2 separate regions of the Mus musculus genome follow, and region 2 is linked to region 1. The links are chromatin loops, found by intact Hi-C in ENCODE. Cell type or tissue: left cerebral cortex. All regions are shown on one strand.

Region 1 (8,000 bases):
ATATTTAGCAAGTTGTATGTAGGTACAGATTCTGCAGTTCTACTTAAATCTCTCTTTCTCCTCCCCCCCCCCTTTTTCTTCTATTTGTGTCCTACGGAAAGAGAATGTGTTTCCTATTAAATGGGGGCGGTGGGGAAGAAGATAGGGAGACCCAATATTTGACTAGAATAGAAAGTGAGGGAGCAGTGGAATTCTGCCCTGTAACGTGGGAATGGAGAGGCGCCTGTTCATGTGGCCACAGGACAGATATCATCCCTGGTCTCAAATTTCCTCAGGAAAAACACAGACCTTTGGAAACTTGATACATCTCAGGCTGCAGTTTGCTTGGCATATGTTAATATCCTTCTAATATCCTGGGGATTCGTTGAGTTGTGTAGTATCTAAGACTGTAAAAAGGAAAGCATGATTGCACAATCTAAAGCAGATAAATAATATGATTTCTATTCCTCAGCTGAGTTGGGGAAGTTAAGTGATTTTCCTGAAATCCCTCGGGAAGTTCCAGACACATTTAGGAATATAACATGTGAATTCTAACCCACAGACCTTTCAACTACAGACAGTTCTCACTCTCTCTATTTACTCTAGAATTCCACACATGTGTCTCTCAAGTAAACATTTGCATCTGGAGAGCTGCGTATGTGTATGCCTGGGACAGGAGGATTCCAAAATTGTCAGAGGAGTTGGGTTAAACATCACCAAGGCCCATGATCAGCCATTTATCAGGATATGTCCACTTTAAATAGCCACAATCCCAAAAAGCATCTACGGTAGATCAGACTTCAGTCCTAATGGAACTCATTCTTACCCAAAGCAAAGCAAGAGCCAGTGTAGTTGGCACTCATATTGTACGTGCTTCATCTAGCATCCTATATAAAATCGAGAATGGAATACAGAATATGGAGAGCATTCCTTCACAGGGAGATGATGAAACAACTAGCCATTGAGGGGCAAATGTGACAACTACATAAAAGACGTGGTTTCGACATTTTTCTATCAGAACTTTACATCTGGCTTGCAAGGTACAGTTACAATAATTTGAGGATTTTAGAACTGCCTGAGATGAGAAAATCTCAATAAGGAAATCTTATCTAAGTAGTTATGATAGTTAATACCTATAATATCAACATTTGTAATGATAAATCATAGCTACTTAGCTATGATTTCAAAATTAGCCTGAGCTATACAAATGTTTACCTGGAGGTAAAGACTTTTTGAGGAGACAGAGAGAACACACATGCACACACACACACACACACACACACACACACTCACACACACACAGACAACCAGCTCACCCCAGAAAGGAAACCAAAATAATAACTTGTTTTTCCCTGTAGTTACTAATGACAGAATGGGTTAGTGGTTACTTAAAGTACCAACATCACTGAAAAGCCCACCCCTCCATGAGAGATGGCTGGCTGCAGATCTCTCTGTACAACTTGCACATAGAGTCCGAGAAATCAATAATGTCTCCTCAGCTCTGATAACCAGAACAACTATTTATTCCCTTTTTATACATAAAGCAGGGGAGGGGTCATACAGAGAGGTCTGGGTTCTTCCAGACATGCGACCTTTTGTTTACCTCATGTGTCTTCTCCTCCCTTCTGGAAGGCTTATTGCAATTAAAAGAAATGACTGTACAAGAGTTATGAGCTTTAGTTCATCCTGGGCCAGAGAGAGAGAGAGAGAGATGTCTCAAAAACACAATCAAACCATCTCCTGGAGAAGAAGTAAGGGGAATGAGGAGGAAGAGGAGAAAGAGGAGTAAGAAGAAGAAAGAAACCATAACATAACATAGCCTATATTAGACTGCAAGAAACTTAGGTTGCTAAGGACCTATCTAATGACATTTGATACTATTTCACAAAATAAACCTCAGTGGAAGAGGTTTAATATCATTTAAACTCTAACAATGTCTTAGTATCTCAATTTTCTGAGAATTTTCTTCTCTCCGAGTTAATCTCCTCCTCCTCCTCCTTCCTCCTCCTCCTCCTCCTCCTTTCTCCAACTTCCCTTCCTGTCTTTCTGTCTTTCTGTCTTTCTGTCTTTCTGTCTGTCTTTCTTTCTTTCTTTCTTTCTTTCTTTCTTTCTTTCTTTCTTTCTCTCTCTTTCTCTTTCTTTCTCTCTCTCTCTTTCTCTCTTTCTTTCTCTCTCTTTCTCTTCTTTCTCTTCTTTCTTTCTTTCTTTCTTTCTTTCTTTCTTTCTTTCTTTCTTTCTTTCTTTCTTTCTTTTCATGTTTAAGTAATTCTTTTGCTCCTGATACTGCCTCCCATATCTCTTCAATATTGGTATTACCTGGCATTGTAGAAACATTCAGACCTACTCTTACCATGGTGACCTTCAGTAATCCCATCACCACATTGGTTCAGTTTCTGTTGGCATATTGATACCATCATGGTCCAGTCTGAACTCTCATATTCCCACACAATTTTTCAGTTGCTATTATGTACTGCTTGTAGCTTCCTCCAGGTGATATGATGAAGTCCTAAACCAAAATGTGCCTCTATCTGCAGGAAAATAATTCAGGTTAACTGACATCATAAGGATTGGCCCAAGCATAACTAAAGAGCTCCTGTGTATGCCCCCAGGAAGAGCCATGTGAGCATCACATTAGCATGTCAAACCATTGATAAGCCAAGGGGAGAAATCTTAGGAGAAATAAAATTTAATGTCACTTGGGCCATGGACTTTGAACTTATAAAACTAAAAGAGAAAGAAAAAGAGACAGGAAAAGAAAAAGAAAGACTGGGTGGGGTGGGAGTGTTGCGTTTAGTCTCTAGTTGCATATGTATCAAAAGATGGCCTAGTCGGCCATCAGTGGAAAGAGAGGCCCATTGGTCATGCAAACTTTATATGCCTCAGTACAGGAGAATGCCAAAGCCAAAAAGTGGGAGTGGATGGGTAGGGGGGAGTGGGGGGGGGAGGGTATGGGGGACTTTTGGGATAGCATTGGAAATGTAAATGAGGAAAATACCTAATAAAAAATATTAAAAAAGAAAAAAAGAAAAGAAAAAAAAAAAAGAAAGAAAAAGAAAGGCACGCCGGCAGACCGATAGACCTCTGTTTAAATTACCCAGTCAGTGGCAATTTGTTATGGCAGCTTGACAGAGACAATGACCTGCTGAGCATTTTTACTAGTTTGCATGTGGTTTAAAATGCAAACTATTGAAAGGAGAGATGTTGGTCATTCGGCTATGTGCAGTGTTCTCAGTCTCCAGCTCACAGACTCTCCAGACTTTTCCATCATTTTCAGCTTCTGTCTGTCTCTTTACTCAGTCCACTTCTGTTGGCTTGCTCCCTCAGATGCCTTCAAAGAACCTTGACATTAGTTCCCCGTCTCTATTTCAGAGACTTATTATTTTCTGACTTTATTTCTCTTGCCTGTTCTCTAATGATGGACTCTCATTTATCTGCCTCCCTTGGATCAAGAGTCCTGTCTCAGTGGTCTGTTTAAAACACTTTTATTTCTGATCAGTATCTAAATGAGTGGTTTGGTGTGGAGGAGCTCTCTGTTACAGAGCTCCTCATTCAGAACAAGTGCCTAGCCATTAGGACTTTGTACATCTAGTTTAATGACATTTGTCAAAGGTGATTTTCTGATGACCAATAAGCATATTTACTAATATTGGGTTGTTGTGCAGAGGATAGAATGAAATAAAACTTTAAAATACTGTTCTTCCCTCCTCTTTCTTCCACAAAACCATGCATCTCCACTTGCTTCCTGGAATATAGAGTACTGAGTCATATTCATATTATCTAAATTTAAATCCTGGCTTCATGGCTCATGGTATGGCCCTGGGAAAATGACTTTCTCTTGCCAAGCTTTTGTTTCTGTGAAATGATTGTCACAAGAGTGTGTTTTACTAATAGCAACTTGTCTTTAAAAGTTATTATAAAGGTTAAAATAAGGTAGAAAATTCAACTTGGCCCAGCGCCTGACCTCTAACAAATGCTGGCATTGGTAGTAGCTGTATAGAGAATATTCTCCAGTGGTCTTTAGTGGAAGCACTACAAAAGTCGCTTGAGAATCCTAGGGCCAAAGGAACTCAGTTTGAAAAACCACTACAAGTTCCAACCACTCTGGCCTCCTCCTCCTTCTTAAATATGCCTTTCCTTTTTCTGTGGCTTCATCCGGATATTGTGTTGCCAAGACTCCACACACATTGCTACCCGAGTTCCTTCAGATCTTTATGTAAGACTCACCTTGTGAGAAAAGCCCTAAGGCCAGCCCTGTGTCATATCTCCATGGCAGCCTGGCTTGCCGCCAGCCTCACAGACAGCACGGAGTAGCTCTCTCCCAGATTCATTTCTCCTTTTGCATACTCGTCGCTGCCATGCTGTGTGTTTTCCTACTCAACAGAACACACAGTTGTGTCTCTTCCACTACGGGAGGCCAGGGATTCTGACTATTTTATTGCCTTACACTAATCATCTGCAGCAGGTATTTACTGAACGACGAAATGAATATTCAACATAATGACATAAGTTCTTTGAACGCAGGATGACCACCATTTAGATGTCCGCTACGATTAGAAAGTTTTTCTATTCGTTTTTAAAGGTTAAAATGTGATGCTGTACTTGTGGCATCACTGAGAAATTTCTATATCAAATGGTTTTAAAATAAGCCAAAACAGGCTTTTTATTTGCTAGCCTAGAGTGCCCAGTAGGGCCATTGGTGCCCTGTTAAGGGTAACTCCATTTAATATGTACATATATGTGTATATATGTATTTAATGGGGGGCTTCTGCTGAAGTAATTATTCATATGACATTTTCAGACATTTCAGATATTTAGTATTAGTTATCCCTTTCCCTATTGTGTCCTCTGTTCTGCCCTCCCATTACCCCACCCCCCACTTAAGCCTTCCTTTTCCAAAGCCCAATACCAGGAATAGGTGACTTCTGTTGGATTTGTAGGCCAGGGAAGTCCCATAGCCCGCCCCCAATATTATATACTTCTAACCTTCAATACCTTTAATCAATATTATATACTTTTAACCTTTAATACCTTTAATCACTGCTCTTGGTTACCCTCGAGAACTTCACTGTTAGATTGTATTTCTGAAGATTCTACATATTTGAGTCATAGAACATGGGAAAATCAACATGGAAAAATCAACATGGTTTATAAGGGCAGGTGTCTGTGGTTGTGTATTTCTAGGTTACTGCTGCTTACAAACATTATTTTTGCATTTATATTTCTTTGTTCTTATAACTTTCCACCAGGCTCAGCTGTGGCTGGGTAAAAGGAGCTCTACAGAAAGTGATGGCTTTGAGAGACTGTTGCCTTGGCAATGTTGCAGTAGACCAGGTCTCACCTTCAACACCAAAGTTCAGCAGAGTTAGGTACTCCAGAAATCAAGAATTAAGAGGGCCAAAGTGAGGCTTAAGAATGTATCTGATTCTAGTAGATAGTGATGGATGCCCAACCTGTAAACCACAAAGTAAACAGAAGCATTCTCAGTATGAGAATAAAGAGCTCATTTAAGGTATGGTAGAACATGCCTGTACCCATGCCTGTGAGGCAAAGTCAAGGGGATCCTTGAAAGTTCTAGACCAGCTTAGTATACATAGTGAGTTCCAGACCAGCTGGGATTATAATAAAACCTTTTCTCAAAAGAATAAAACAAAAGAATAAGGAGTTTATACAAGCCAAAATGGTAGTGGTTACAGAGAGCAAACCTGGAGATCCTTTCTGCCCTTTGGCCCCAAAGGGGCAACCACAGGCCTGGGTTTCACAGGGTAAAAGGAAATTGAACAGGTCACAAGACAGTTGTTACTGTTATGTGAATCCATGATTGGCATGAGTGAATATAAAGCTACTGGTTATTGATCACATAAGTCACTCATTCCAGCTGAGAAGCCAATAATCAGGAAAAGGCCATTACTGTTAGGCTAATATGGGCTAGGTGACTGCATGCTCACTGCTATGAAATTTTATGGCCTCCTTAGCATGACATTTTTAGTCCTTTCTCAAACTGGCTATTTATTCAAAATCGAAAATGATATCTGTGAACATTTAGAATGTAGGAACTGCCAGTTTAAGGGTGGACATTCTATGGCTGAGACCAGTTCTAGAAGTAAAAGTGTTTCCTTATTTGTGTTTTCACACATGTGAAACTAAAACAAAAGAATCCTGCCATCTCAGAGGAATCACCCCTGGGAAGCATGGATGGCTTGTATCCATCTTCTTCACCATGGTAACATGGTTTCCTTTCAAGAGGGGCGGGCATGAAATTACTTCCTTGGCGATGACAGAAGCAAACTGATCATGGATGGCTCTTTGCAATCTTTCCATTTTTGTGACTCATATGGGTGGTTCCTCTCCTCACCTCCAACTCTTTCTCTAGACAGGTAACATGTAGTCCATTAGATTTCTCTTGCCAACTTACAGTCATTTTGGTCTGGGCTCTTTGGGCAATAACCCCCAGGTCTTCACCACTAAATGGATTATGCCTGATGCCCTAAGCACCTCATCTGCTTACAATATGCTCAAGTACAGGAGATACTGCAGGCTGTGGTACCTTGGCACTATTCCATTTGAGTATGTGCTTTGCCTAAAGAGCCTTGGGTGGCACAGAGCATTGGCCATCTGGGTCCCTGCAGGCATCACTTGAGGATGCTCTTCTCTGAAATGAATTCTATCTATCTTGAATCCTGGCCTCAGCTTTCAAGTCCAAGTTACCTAACTTGGTACATTGTCATTTGGAGACTGTTTTCAGAGCAATATAGTCAATCATGCAGGGATTGCTTACCTCATAGTACGGGAATCAGCCAAGCCCAGTTCCAGATGTATTTAAAGGGTATCAGAACTTGTATCTTTTATGGTTCTTACAGGTGAGAGAGCTGGTAAACATAAGACTCGAGTTTTACAAGTGACCAAATTGAATTCAGATTACCTCAGTCTCAGAAATTTATCAGAAGCACATTTTTCTTGCCACCATAAGAGAGGACAAATGGCAGGAAATGTAAAATGTGTGCATTGCTGTGCTTCAACACATGGCTGACAGAAATTAACCTGTTACTGTATTAGGGTCTATAGACAGTTTTACTTTAAGAGGCAAAAATTCAATGAAAATGCAGAAAGAATATCCCCAAAATTGATTCCCTAAATGTTCTGTATTTTATGTTAATAACTCAGTTCTTAAATAACGCCTATGTGAAGGTTTTTAAAGATTTCTTCCCGCTTAAAAAAGCACTAGGAAATTCTGTTGTGAATCTGCCCAGCATTTTTTTATTTGTCTGCTCTTCTAAAAGGATATCTACTTATACCTCCAAGAATATTTTAATCTCCTCAATGTGAGGCATGGAGCCCAGATGCAGAGACATTATTTTGCAGTGATTTTATGTATGAATTTCTCTGAGAGTGAAAGATTGTTTAGAGATGAGTTGTAATTTCTCATAATCACCACTCTCCCTATAAACTCTGCAAAATGTTGATGTTATAAACTATTAGATCTAGTAATTTATAAGCTTCTTTGTATAAAATAAATGTGGAGCCTTTAAAAATTAAGCAGTGTGCTCAGAACTACAAGTCATTTAACCAGAAATTATATCGGTATCACTTCTAAAACGTCTGTGTTGTAAGGGGCAGTAACTGGAGCCCTTCTGATAGTGTAACTCACCATGGTAAATTCTTTGCCTTTTCACATAAGTTTTGGAGCCTGAGTAGTATGCTCAGCGCTGGGTTCTATGTTTGTTTACATATCTCAACTTAGCCCCATTTGAAATCATTCATATCCAAAATAAACTGGGTTTGCATCATTTGGTATTCATATTGATTAATACCATCTAATAACTTTCACTGGATGTTTCTTAATCCCTAAGTCACCCACTTTTATGCCTTTCCTACTAATTTGATTTAGCAAATGAGTTTTGAATTGCAGATTCCTAGTAGCTTAACAAAAATACACACAATATACATCTACTGAGTTTTTTCTTTCAGTCACCCTATAAGATATTCGCCATTCAAAAATATTTAGGAGCATAAGGATGGGGGCA
Region 2 (8,000 bases), 77 kb after region 1:
ATTCTCCCCTTCTTGTGTAAGAAAACAGGAGTGCAGAAAGGGCTAGAATTCTTTGGGGCTTTTGTTGTTGGGTTTTTGTTTGTTTGTTTTCTTTAAGTCCTCAGTTGATTCATAAGGAAACAATGCACCAAGGACTCTTCCTAATAGATACTTGAAAGGCTCATGAAAGCAAACAGCAGCCCTAGCTTGGAGTTGACCCTGTGGAACCTGAAGGTCACAGTGCATTCCTAGTTTCCATTTCCCGTTTGTTTTTCAGCAGCAAACACTTCCTTGTCCCAGAACTCTCTCTGGCTCTTACAATAAGGAAGCTATTGTTCTAAAGCAGACAAACAGATCTGCTGGAGCTGCAAGCTTTGAGCAGGGGTCATCTTTAAAGGGAACTGGGCCTGAGTTTATCTACCTCTTCCTGTCTTTATGAGCATACACTCCTCTTTCCCCTTTGGATCAATGGGTTGTACGTTACTTTGGGTTGGATCACATTAATTCTCTTCTGATAATCTAGAGATGGAAATGTACCTCTCTGAGACAAGAAAATTTTCCTGGGTGTGGGGCACATTGAACTATTTGATGTCTCTGGTAGCGGGGATTTGATTGTGGTAATATTGTTACCGTATGGGGAGATATGTAACTATTAAAAGTGGGTTGAGAATTCCAGCATACTTCCCTGGGACCACCAAGATGATGAATTACATACTCAATTCTAAAGAACTAAGGCAAAGAAGAATTCCACATTTTAAATTGGAGTATCATGTCAAAATGAAAACCTTATTATAAATAAAAGTCCATACACACATTGGAACAAAATCTCTTCAGCTCTGCAGAGTATCTACATGACACCAAAATAGTTAGAATGCTTCAGAATTATTTAAAAAAACAATGAATCAGCATAGCTGTCATCATCCTTTATCCCTCTCTTCCTCTCTGATGTAGCACTGTTCTTTCTCGTCCCCGGAACAAAAATTGGTTAGCACTGTCTTGAAATGTTGAACTGCTTTGGGGGTTTCAGGTCTTCCTGCACATGATATTTATCGCTGAGGCTGCCGGTGGGTAAGCTGGACCCATTGTGCTCTGAGTAGCTTTCTGTTTCAAGCCCTGCTTTGTTTTAAGTTGGGTGTTGACTGCAGCATCAAAGGTAAGCAGGCAGGCATTCAGAGGCAGATGTGGCACATTCCCAAGAGCTCAGTGCCAAGGGCCTTGTGTTTCTTAACAGAGGTGACCTGGAAGGACTCCAACAGCAAGATGAAAAATACAAAGTTGAATTTGGTTAAAGGAAGGAGAAAGGAAAGCATTGAAAGCTTGAATCCTGTTAACTTGAAAAGTTGAGTTCTGGCCTTTTAAGAGCTTCCTTCCAAAACAGAGCTGTATTAGTTTAATCTCTAGCCAATTGTAGGTTTAAATTTAGCTTCTCACACTTATTAATCTTTTAGGAGTGAAAATAACCATTGTTATTAACAGAGAGCTGATTTAGTATTTTCTCTTTATAACGGTCCTGAGTTTTACTTGGACGATTACAACGGAGACCATTGTCACAGACCTTATTAAACAGGTCCCTTGATGAATAGACTGGAAGTCAAACTGGCTTGGGCCTTCACCCTGCATTAAGTGAATGCCACTTCCATCACATAGCTTGGGAACATAACAGTGTCAGGCATCTTGCTCAATCTCTCTAAATTTCACTGTCATCATCCATAAAATGGGAATGTCTTGTGACATTTAGGTGAAGAAACCAAACTAAAGTACATGAGCAGCACACTGCATGGATTGTATGTTAAGTCACATGACCTTGAAAAGACAGGGAAGGGGTACCAATACTTCTACAGCTAATGTTGTCCCACAAGGGAATTAGCCACAATCAATGTTGGATGCTTCAAAGCATGACATAGTCCTAAAGTTCCAAATGGAAAACCAAGTCAAGAACCTAGAACTCTACTTTTTTTTCCTGGAAACACACTTGTATAAATATATAAGGCTACTTTAAATTTAAATACTATAAAATGTACATTATTGTAGCAATATAAAATATACTAGCTATATAAAAATAATAGCTACCATTTATTGAGCATGTGTTGCCAGTCACTCTAAGTGAATATGCATTATCTAATTCCATCATCATAATGACGTAGGGAGAGAAGTACTACTATTGCACCTAGTTTTTGAAGTTAGAGAACCAATTTTAAGGACTTTCCCCCAAAGTCATTCATTTACTGATGTGTGATGATGTGGCCGGAACTTAAAGTCTTTCTCTGGAGGCATCCCATTTTACCTCACTGACAGCATACTTGTCTCCAGTAAATGAGACTTACTTTGAAGCTATCATTCTTAACTTCATGGTCAAACATAAAAGTTTGGAGCTAAGACTAAAGGATGGACCATTCAGAAACTGCCCCACCCGGGTTGCATCCCATAATGAGCCACCAAACGCAGACACTACTGCATATGCCAGCAAGATTTTGCTGAAAGGACCCTGATATAGCTGTCTCGTATGAAGTTATGCCAGTGCCTGGCAAATACAGAAGTGGATGATCACAGTCATCTATAGGATGGAACACAGGGCCCCCAAGAGAAAGCATCCAAGGAGCTGAAGGGGTCTGCAACCCTATAGGTGAAACAACAATATGACGTAACCCCAGAGCTCATGTCTCTAGCTGCATATGTAGCCATTATTGGGAAGAGAGGCCCCTTGGTCTTGCAAATTTTATATGCCCCAGTATAGGGGAATGCCGAGGCCAAGAAGTGGGAATGAGTGGGTAGGAGAGCAGGGTGAGGGGAGGGTATAGAGGACTTTTGGGATAGCATTTGAAATGTAAATGAAGAAAATATCTAATAAAATTTTTTTTTAAAAAAACCAAATAAACAAAAACAAACAAACAGAAAACCCAGTAAGGGCACATTACAAACAATGATGATCTCAGACAGTTGTGCCTTGCTTATCTTCATTTTCTGGCTTCATTTAACTGACTACCCAGAGAATACTGGCAGTTGTTTTCATGAACAAGACACTTTAAGCATGCAAACTCCTAAACTCAGACTCTGCCTCTGAGTTTTTCTGGACAACCAAATCCCTGTTCCTGCTCAGTATGAGTGAGCTGAGCTAATGTATCACAGGGGTGATTTAGTCAGATCAAAATACAATCCCATGACATTCATGAGAGCCCCCAAAAATGCTCTCTGCTAGGAGAAGAACTTAGAACCCTTTTCTAGTTTTCCTGAGTCTTACACCAGCCTCAGATAATTCAGCCTAGTCGTTCATTTACTTGTTTTCTCTGGGTTGGCATGTAGTCAGGGCAGCATTCAGATTTTCCTGGATCGGCCTGTCTCAGGCACAAATCCTAAAAACAGGACTAGGGTCCATCACCTATCACCTGATGTCTTAAAGGACAGATTTTCTGTCCCACATACACGTTGAGGCATTTGTCTTTCACAAATACACTGTGCCCAAATTTAAATTCTCTGAAGACAAAAGGCCCAGTGTGGGTGTTAGGCTGTGGTTAGCTGTGCTTCAGCGTTGCTAGAAATGGAAAAATACCCATAAAGAGGCGAAGGAGGGGGAGTGACTTTCAAAGGGGTCTAGGTAATATGACAAATGGTCCATCCCACACTCTCTCCTCTCCTGGCTGTTTTGATCCATCTCCACCTGGTCCCCAGGTGTGCAAGACCACAGAATCCCATTTATGCTGCTTCTGTGGACCAGACTCATTCTGGGCTGCACACCTTAAAACAATGGCCTTATTCTTTCAGGCATTCAAAGAGATCTCAAAGTGCATACATAGCTGCTGCTGCTTCTGCTGCTGCTGGTCCATTGGAAAAATTAAAAAGGAATATGAAATCCCACACACAAAAAAAATGAGAGCCCAGCCCTTCCCAACTGTCTGCAGCCTGTACCAGGATAGTGCAGTTGATGTGAAGTTGTCTCTGCAGCCTGTACCAGGATAGTGCAGTTGATGTGAAGGTGAATTAGCGGAGCACTGAAAAGGAATATGAGCAAAATGAAGAAGTTTTATTTTATTTTGTTTTGTTTTTCTTTGAAAACTCAAGAGTCTAAGCCTAATTGACGATGTTGCCTGAATGGAAAGTTGGGATATTCTTGACTCTAAGACAGCTTGGTAAGAAAAAGCAAGTCCTAGGAAGTTTGTTCTGGCATTCACTATCTCAGGTTTGTAACAAGCAGAGCCCAGTGACAGGACTTTGCATTTCTTCAGCTGAAGAGATACAGTTTTAGTGTGATTAGAAACCGTAAATGGATAGAGCCGGGTGTGCACTGGACTGGCATTCCCCGTCTTTGACTTTTATGGCATTCTAAGACTCAAGGCAATATCTGGATACAATACCTTCAAAATTTTCTGTTCAAAGAATGGGTAAGGGAAACACAGAATTGTGTCTGAGCGGAACTAGAGACATATCACTGTGTACGTGTAGCTATGAAACATGAAACTCAAGAAGATGGAAGACTAAAGCATGGATACCTTGATCCTTCTTAGAAGGCAGAACACAATATCCAGGGAAGGAGTTACAGAGTCAAAGTTCATAGCTGAGACTGAAGGAAGAACCATCCAGAGACTGCCCCACCTGGGGATCCATCCCATAAACAACCACCAAACCCAAACACTATTGCAGATGCCAACAAGGTTTTGCTGACAAGACCCTGATATATCTGTCTCCTCTGAGGCTATGCCAGTGCCTGGCAAATTCAGAAGTGGATGGTCACAGTCATCTATTGGATGGAACACAGGGTCTCCCAATTAAAGAGCTAGAGAAAGTACCCAAGGAGCTGAAGGGGTCTGCAGCCCTATAGGAGGAACAACAATATGATCTAACCAGTACCCCCAGAGCTCCCTGAGACTAAACCACCAATCAAAGAAAACACATGGTGGGACTCATGACTCTAGCTGCATATGTAGCTGAGAATGGCCTACTCGGCCATCAATGAGAGGAGAGGCCCTTGGTCTTGCAAAGATTCTATGCCCCAGTATAGGGGAATGCCAGGGCCAGGAAGCAGAAGTGGGTGGGTTGGGGGAGCAGGGGGAGGGGGGAGGCAATAGGGGATTTTCAGAGAGGAAACTAGGAAAGGGGATAGAATTTGAAATGTAAATGAAAAAATATCTAATAAAAATATATTATCATTTTTTTTAAAAAACCTCTTATCTGTGTCTTCATCATAGAAGAGAAGCTGCATTTTCAAATGCTGGAGGGACTTTTAGTATATTTGAAATTTCATTGTCTTGAAATAGCTAAAATTGTAAGGAGACATTAATAATAAGTGGCATGCCAAAATATGAATTGTATAATTTGAAATAAATGCCTTATATATAGGATTAATAAGGACACTCCATCATCTGGCAGGAGAAGATTTAAAGCACCAGGTTCATTGAAAGGAGAGAAATAATAACTTTTAAGGTGAAAGATCAAAAAAAAAATCTGTGTGTGGTCCAAAAGGTATTTTTAAAAAGAGCTTGCAGAGGTGGTGAGGGCTCCTTAATGTTTCAGAGCTTCACGTGCCAGGTGTGATTAGTCATATCTATGACACAATGAGAAATGCATGAGTAAGAGACATTTTAAATCACCAGTGTTTAATTCTAAGACTCTTGGGAAATATGATGAAATGCCACACTTGGTAATGTGTATTCGTAAGGAGGACTAAGAGGGCGCAGGAAATAGTCTACTGCTTTAAAAATAGAATCACAGAGACTGCTTCAGACAACAGGTTTCCCAACCATCTGTGGCTAAACAGACAGTAGACCTCATAGAAAGCTTAACTAAGACTATTCCACTTTTCTTGTCTCCTTTGTTCAAGACTTGAATAGTGAACCCTGGTTGAGTTGCCTTACTGTGACTTAGATTTCTTTTTCTTATCTCCAGCTTAATGACTCAGTCATAACTTTTAATTTACAAAATAGTTGTACCTTTAAAAAATAGAATTCTTGAATTTTATTTATTTGGTTTTATTTTCTAAATTTTTGTTTCAACGAAATTTCTTTTTTATCCCCCCCCCCCATATACTTCTCCCTCTCAAATTCATGGTCTACTTTTCTTTCTTTTTTTTTTTTCTAATTTTCTAATTATATTTATGTACAGAAGACTTAGTATACATTTAACCCAGTTTAGTGGCGAGTTCTTTAGCTTTTGTCTTTTCCAGCTTGGCAATGTGAGCCACAGACTTAGGGTCCAGGACGTTGCCCCCACCCCCAGTGGCGACGGATCTTGTCATATCTGTCATTGTAATTGGTCCTAGTAGCTTCCACCAGCTTAGCCAGAGCATCCTTGTCTTCCGAGTTTACCTGTGTGAAGGCAACAGTGGTGCATGTCTTCCTGTGGACCAGGCGCCCCAGCCTGGCCTTTCCCTGATGATGCAGTAGATCACCCCCATCTTTTGACACAGGGCAGGCAGGAATCCCACCAACTCAATAGTGTCTACATCATGGGCAATCACCACCAGCTGAGCCTTCTTGTTCTCCACCAAGGTGGTGACTGTATTGACTCCTGCTGAGAGGACAGGTAGTCTCTTAGTTGGGAAGTCCCCTTTTTCAGCAGCTTTCTTCTCAGCACCGGCCAGTAGCCTTTGCTTCTTCTCTTCCTTTGTCTCTAGCCTGTACTTTTGGGCAAGCTTAAGCAGCTGAGTAGCTGTCCAGGGCCTGGGTGAACTGGTTAATGGCAGGAGGTACTTTGAACTGCTTATAGAGGATGGCTCATTGCCACTGTAGCCTGATGCAGCAGGGCCATTTGACGAAGCATGTTAGATCTCTTTTGGGCTGGATGTTCTTGGGCCTTTTCTCAAACAAAGGATTGACCACCTTTTTGGCCTCCTGTTTCTTGACAAAGGCAGGGGGCAGAGGGAGGTCACCTTCTTCACCTTGGCCTTTGGGTATCTTGCTTGGTTGGTGGAGAGAGACTCGTTTTCTTTATTATAGTTATATAAGTAGATAGATAGATAGATAGATAGATAGATAGATAGATAGATAGATACTGAGCAGCCTGCTAAGTCCATTTAGTATTCCTTCTTGTATGTGCAGGATCTCAGGCCTGATCACTTAATATTGAATAACAAGCTATTGGACTCCTTCACGTGAAAGACTGATTCTCCCTCTCTCCCTCTCTCCCTCTCCATATTTCTAGTTGCCTATAGTTCTTTGCCTAAGCATAAGGCCATGAGAACCCCCACTTCTACATTAGCACATCTACTGGTCTTCACTGCTTATGTCTTCTTTAGGCAGCCAGATTGTTGAGCTATCGTAGATGTACCTTTCCCGTCATTTCTAGGAGATACAGCCATTGGCTTTTACAATCTTTCAATTCCCTTTTCCATGATGTTTCCTGAGCCTTAGGTGCAGGCTTATATTTTTCAAAACCTAGTTTTAATAAGGGTCTTTAAATGCTTTAACCTCCTTTCTAGTCCACCACACACCAGAGAGGTAGTGGACGTGTTGATAGGGCAAAGGAGGATGTGGACCTGTTTAGACATAGTTCTTTGGGGTGAATCCAATCTGCATTGTCAAGATACCAGCAGTTAAGTTCACAGTAATCAGCAGCAGCAGCTCAATCCATTTACAAACCCCATACAGGAGTCAGCAATGACAGATTGATTCAGAAGAAACTGTGAGGTTCTGCCAATCATCCCAAAGCAGCAAGAAGCTGCTGGAATACCACCAGACGCTCTTTAGTGGCATTTCTTTCTACGAAGTCATGAAAAGTGATGACCAGCAAAGAGTGGCAAGGTAAACCAATACCACAGAGCATCATCAGTGAAGACTAGGATCAGCAAAGCCCAAGGATGACTTGTAAAGGACGGCAAGGTGAACCAGTACCACACAGCATGATCCACCGTCTGCTGGGTTATCTTCATACCCTTTCCAAATAGTACGTGTTCTCTCAAGCATCTGCTCTAGGAAAACATCACATGCCCTTTTTCCAGGCTGCCTTCAGAAAAGCACTACCCATCTGTTCTCAGCATCTCTTCCCACATGTCTGCTTCAGCAAAGTACATCCACGCATAAGACAGTTTCCAG

The links. Hi-C counts contacts between places; a loop is a spot of excess contacts. Peaks named below come from ENCODE experiments on the same cell type or tissue, not always from the same donor. Only the 100,000 strongest peaks of a DNase experiment are listed, where the experiment ranks them.
Region 2: it touches region 1 in a loop (2.7-fold over the local background); 2 of 42 quality-filtered maps call a loop at or near these places.

Annotation. Positions count from the first base shown.
Region 1 is chr4:85,838,055-85,846,054 of GRCm38, forward strand. It overlaps a transcript of Adamtsl1 not described here. Among named protein-coding and RNA genes, the nearest start is that of Adamtsl1, 210 kb to the right of the region's middle. In left cerebral cortex, no CTCF peak of the experiment used is centred here; DNase peaks (open chromatin) are centred at 3,851 and 4,204.
Region 2 is chr4:85,915,063-85,923,062 of GRCm38, forward strand. It overlaps a transcript of Adamtsl1 not described here and the pseudogene Gm8949. Among named protein-coding and RNA genes, the nearest start is that of Adamtsl1, 130 kb to the right of the region's middle. In left cerebral cortex, no CTCF peak of the experiment used is centred here; DNase peaks (open chromatin) are centred at 3,538, 5,637 and 7,929; H3K27ac peaks cover 2,519 bases.